2 separate regions of the Homo sapiens genome follow, and region 2 is linked to region 1. Evidence: chromatin loops called from intact Hi-C (ENCODE). Cell type or tissue: mammary epithelial cell. All regions are shown on one strand. Links, peaks and the distances in the headings refer to the core of each region. The heading gives the core; the rest is flanking DNA. Region 1 overlaps LIMS1 (LIM zinc finger domain containing 1). Region 2 has its middle 32 kb from the start of GCC2.

Evidence for each region. Hi-C counts contacts between places; a loop is a spot of excess contacts. Peaks named below come from ENCODE experiments on the same cell type or tissue, not always from the same donor. Only the 100,000 strongest peaks of a DNase experiment are listed, where the experiment ranks them.
Region 2: it touches region 1 in a loop (9-fold over the local background); 11 of 110 quality-filtered maps call a loop at or near these places.

What each region holds. Positions count from the first base shown.
Region 1 is chr2:108,582,804-108,585,613 of GRCh38, forward strand. All of the region lies in intron 1 of LIMS1 (LIM zinc finger domain containing 1), which reads left to right. Among named protein-coding and RNA genes, the nearest start is that of LIMS1, 50 kb to the left of the region's middle. In mammary epithelial cell, for the core only: a CTCF peak has its summit at 1,316 (motif pointing left); a DNase peak (open chromatin) is centred at 1,318.
Region 2 is chr2:108,416,214-108,419,023 of GRCh38, forward strand. No RefSeq gene overlaps it. Among named protein-coding and RNA genes, the nearest start is that of GCC2, 32 kb to the right of the region's middle. In mammary epithelial cell, for the core only: a CTCF peak has its summit at 1,238 (motif pointing right); no DNase peak of the experiment used is centred there.

The DNA.
Region 1 (2,810 bases), core at 225-2,724:
AGTACTTTTCAACAGTTTCAATAAGCACTAAGTTTTCTGGGAATGCCATGAAATTATAAATTGAGTGAAGGATGAAATTTGCTTGGACTTTATGCTTTATTTTCATAGGTGGTACTAACATTACCACCTATGAACATTTTGCCCTTAATTGTTCCTTTATATTCTATTTAGAAACTCAAATCCTTTAAGACAATGGTTAGAATATATTAAAAAGGGGTGTTTTTTGTTGTTTTTTTGTTTTGTTTTGTTTTTTAGATGGAGTTTCATTCTTATTGCCCAGGCTGGAGTGCAGTGGCGTGATCTCAGCTCACTCCAACCTCTGCCTCCCGAGTTCAAGCAATGCCTCAGCCTCATGAGTAGCTGGGATTACAGGCGCGCACCACCACGCCTGGCTAATGTTTGTATTTTTTTTTTTTTTTTAGTAGAGAGGGGTCTCACCATGTTAGGCAGGCTGGTCTCGAACTCCTGACCTCAGATGATCTGCCCGCCTAGGCCTCCCAAAGTGCTGGGACCACAGGCGTAAATCACCACGCCTGGCCCAAAGGGTTTTGTTTTTAAATGAGAGATGGTTAGTAAACTAATGTTTTCCTGAGTGACATAGGGCATATACATAGAGATGAGCATATACATAGAGATGAGTATGATGAACATTTGGGGTTATAAATGACTTTCATAACAAGGACCTATGAAGAGTATATAAAGGTGGAGACACTGATTAGCACTTGATAGATTGGGTAAATCAAGTTAGGTGAAATTATCCCAGATTTTTTTAAAGTCCCGGGAGGAAAAGATACGCAAGTGTATTGGGCATTGAACAAATTTTTTAAATAAAGATCTATGTCCATTCAGAATAGTCTGTGGAAAGCATTTATCCTGTTATTTTGTTGTTGCTGTTTCTTTTTTTTTTTTTTGAGATGGAGTCTTACTCTCGCTCAGGCTGGAGTGCAGTGGTGTGATCTCAGCTTACTGCAACCTCTGCCTCCTGGGTTCAAGCGATTGTCCTGCCTCAGCCTCCCGGGTAACTGGGACCACAGGCGCCCACCACCACGCCTGGCTAACTTGTATTTTTTAGTAGAGATGAGGTTTCACCATGTTGGCCAGGCTGATTTTGAACTCCTGACCTCAAGTGATCTGACCGCCTCGGCCTCCCAAAGTGCTGAGATTACAGGCGTGAACCACTGCACCTGGCTGTTGTTGCTGTTTCTATGTGAGACTGATAAAGGACAAAAAGAAGATGGCAAGGGATGGATGGAAAAGGCTGGTTCTTCTCTCAGGGTTCCCAGACCATAGCTGGAGATAACCCAGGGTTGTAGCTCCATCTGCTGGAGAGAAGCAAACCCACTCTTACATAGTCTATAAATGAAAGTGATCTCTCCACAATCACAGTGAGCCAGCCTGTGTTTGCTAAGCACTTGCTGTGCACTGTGTAACACTTTGTCAGGCTTAGGGTAACAGAGGAAAAACATAGACATGTTCCCTGTTCCCACCATGCTTAGCTCTGAGAGGCCTTCTGCTGTCAAGAAGACTTATTTTAGCTGGTGTGCTTTTGCATTCTAGGTTTCCCCCTAGACTTTTCCTTGGGTGACTTTTAAAGCCACGTAACCTCATTCTGAGCTTCCTGTTCCTTATTAGAGGTAAGGAATAACAGTGCCCCTCCTATAGGCCTCAGTTTAGCTAAACTTTATTAAGTATCTAGTGTGTCTGCTAGGCAGAGGCCCAAGGAGCATAAAGATGAGTAGGAATCTAGTCCCTGCCCTCCACAAGGTTAGAAACAGGAGCTCATAAAATGATCCTCGCGGAGTAAATGAGAATGTATAACGGGATCCCTGAGGAGGAGTGCGGGATCCAGGCAGGAGAGTCGACTAGGAAGGTATGGACAGGTTTTCTGAGTTGTTTGAGGATGTGAGCATTAGCGAAGGGAAGCCCTTCCCAGCCGAGGTCAGCGTGAGCAGCAGCATGGAGATGAGGGCCTGTGTGGTATGTGTATGTCCCTCTTAGGCTGTGTAAAGTGAGCGGCAGGAAGTGTCCAGGGATGAGGGTTTGGGGACATAGATGGAGCCAGGTAGGGCCTGGAGCAGTAGCTCACGCTTGTAATCCCAGCACTTCGGGAGGCCAAGATGGGCAGATCATTTGAGGTCAGGAGTTCGACACCAGCCTGGCAACATGGTGAAACCCTGTCTCTACCAAAAATACAAAAATTAGCCGAGCGTGGTGGCACGTGCCTGTTGACCCAGCTACTTGGGAGGCTGAGGCAGGAAAATGACTTGAACGTAGGAAGTGGAGGCTGCAACGAGCTGAGATCACTCCATTGCCCACCAGCCTGGGCAACAGAGCATGACTCCGTCTCAAAAAAAAAAAAAAAAAAAAAGGCGGGGCCAGGCGATATAGGGTTTTGTGTGTTACCTTAAGGGATGCTGACTGTCCTCAGTGCAGTAGAGAATTTAAGCAGGGTAGTGATAGCAGGTTCCTTAGACCGCTTGCTGGCTGTGTCTGTTGGATTTGATTGAAGGGGACCAGGCTGGAGACAGGGACTCCATCTAGGAGGCTGCGGCATGCCTGCTTGGATAACGTCGCCATGCCTGAGAGAGGGCACATTAAGATGAAGAATTGGATTTAGGCATGGTGGGGAGGGGAGTTTATTTTAGGCATCATGAGTTTGAGTTGCCTGTGACGATATCTGTATGGAGACATCAGCAGACAATTTGATGTATGATTGCGAAGTTTAAGAAGGTCCAGCCAGTGCCACTAACAGGGAGGAAGTAGTTGAGCCATGAGATTTGTTGAAGTCATCAGGGAGAATGTGCGCAATG
Region 2 (2,810 bases), core at 62-2,561, 170 kb before region 1:
TTCTTCTGGGGTTCTAACAAAATTTTTCCGTCTTTATAGAAGGGTGTTTGGTTTACCAAGAGTAAAATTTTGATAGCAAGCAAAAGTTGTTTATCTTGAAATAGTGCACACAATGACCACATCTTTGAGAGAAGAAGATTGCCTGCTAATACCTTACCGAGTCTACTAAAAGATGTACCATATTAAATCAATAGATAGTGACTCATCTACAATGGAGTATGAATTACAGCAAATGACTGACAGGCCCACTCTTCTAATCTCCCAGTTGTGTTTATGTGATAGTCTAAATCACATCAGCCAACTATGGCCCTTTGGTCAAATTTATTTATTTACAAATAAAAAACTTTATTTGTAAATAAAGTTTTATTGGGGCCAGGCGTACTGGCTCACACCTGTAATCCCAGCACTTTGGGAGGCGGAGGCAGGCAGATCACCTGAGGTCTGGAGTTCGAGACCAGCCTGGCCAACACGGTAAAACCCCATTTCTACAAAAAATACAAAAATTATCCAGGCGTGGTGGCTCGTGCCTGTAGTCCCAGCTACTGGAGAGGTGGAGGTTGCAGTGAGCCGAGATTATGCCACTGCACTCCAGCCTGAGTGACAGAGTGAGATCCTGACTCAAAAAAACAAACAAACAAAAAAAATAAGTTTTATTGGAACACAGTTATGAGATCATTCACTTAAATATGTGTTGTCTCTGGCTGCTTTTGCACTACAACAGCAAGCAGAGTTGAGAAGTTGTGGAAGAGAACATATGGCCCAGAAAACCTAAAATATTTGTTATCTAGCCCTTTATAGAAACAGTTTAGCTTTCTAAAACAGAAAACAATTAGTCACTATTCCTAATGCTTGGGATGGGGATAAGGAGGAGCAGGGTCTGACAGCAGACGTTTCCAGGATGATATGGTATGTGGAATACGTGGTATGCAAAAATACAGCCTATATTTTTAGGCCATCTCTTGACTGTATCAAAGAAGTTCTTAAACTAATATGCAAGATTAATTGATGCTCTGTCAGACATTTTTGAAGTCCCCTACTGGTTATTTTTGTGGTCACTTAGAGGCCTGGAAATACTGATTCAAATTCCATGTTAACCATTTTGCTATCCTTACCAGGCTCACAGGTAATTGTTAGTATGTCCTTCTCAGCCCCTGAGCCAATGGCAAGTATTAGGCTGACTTGGTGTCAGCAGCACATTATCAACTCTACTGGTAAGGAGAGCGTGGTCTATTCCACCAGGTGGCATTCCAACATTCCACCTAGTGGTAGACTATCCACCCCAAGGGAGTTATGCAGTGGCCACGACTAAAGGCAGGCTGCAAACATGACAGCCACAAAAACAAGGTTGGATTTGCTTGGTGGCACCCCATGTTATGTGGCCCATGCATCTACCTATCTCTTCCTCCTTGTCTACTTCTTTCATGGGCCCTCAATGTTAAAACCAGAAAAGGCAGGTTGTTCTTGTCAAATTCTGTCATCAATAGGATCAGCTTATCTTCTTCACTGTTATGATTTTATTCAATCATAGGAGATACCGGGTGTGTTTTCTTATGAAGCTCAAAAATTAATTAAATGATGTGTGTATTCTTTCAACAAATATGCATTAACCTTCCAACTATGTAGCAAACACTTTCCCAGGCACAAGGAATAGAGTGCTAAACAAGACTAAGTCCCTGCCTTCAGGAATCCTTCATTCTAATAAGTATATTCTAGTCTTGCTCATTGAGAAAGATGTATATTGTGTTTTTAAGCAAATAAACCAGTAAATATAACTTTTAAGAAGGGATATGTGTCATGGAGAAAATAAAGCAGGGTCTAGGCTTATATAATTGTAGGGATGAGTTAATTTTAGTAAGGTTAGTCAGAGAAGGTATCTCTGAAAAGATTGACTTGAGAAACCAAGGTGAATACGGATAGAAAGAATAAGAAATGCAGCTGAAGAGGTGGACAGGGTCATGGGAAGGAGTTTGAATTTTATTTTAAAGGTGTGGAGAAGCCAGCAGAGGATTGAGGCAGGAGAATAAAATCATCTGACTTGATGTCTAAAAGTAAAACTATGGTTGCTGCATGGAAAATAGAAAGTAAGCAGTAAGAGTGAATGCAGTTAGATCTGCTTAGGAAGCTGTTCTAATTGTGGCTGGGAATGCAGGGGTGGTGATGAAGATTACTAGCAGTTGGATTCCATATATATTCTGAAGATAGTTCCAGATAAATTAGATGTGGGATAAGGAAAAGAAAGGAATCAAGGATGACTCCTAGGTTTCTGATCTGAGAGCTGTGTAAGTGGTTAAGTGGCCACATTTTAGCCACGTCTTCTCAGAAGACCTTGTCCCATATCTTTGTCCCTATTCCCACGTACTGGCTCAGTGCACAGCACTCAGTGATGACAACCACCACCCACATTGGGCTTAGGGGACGGTGCACATTCACACAGTGTGGGTGGTAGTTTGTCTAAAAACCCAAGTATCTCTCCACTCAGGGAAATTTTTTTCTTCACGGAACCAGCTTCCTCTCCTTTCTTCATTCAACTCTTATTCACCTTTCAGGCCTGATTCAATTTTTATCTTTAATTTTTTTATTCTTCATTTTTTGTTTTTTTGTTTTGTTTTGTTTTGTTTTGTTTGAGATAGAGTCTCACTCTTTCGCCCAGGCTGGAATGAAGTGGGGCAATCTCAGCTCACTGCAACCTCTGCCGCACTGGTTCAAGTGATTCTCCTGCCTCAGCCTCCCAAGTAGATGGGATTACAGGTGCCTACCACCACACCAGGCTAATTTTTGTATTTTTAGTATAGATGGGGTTTCCCCATGTT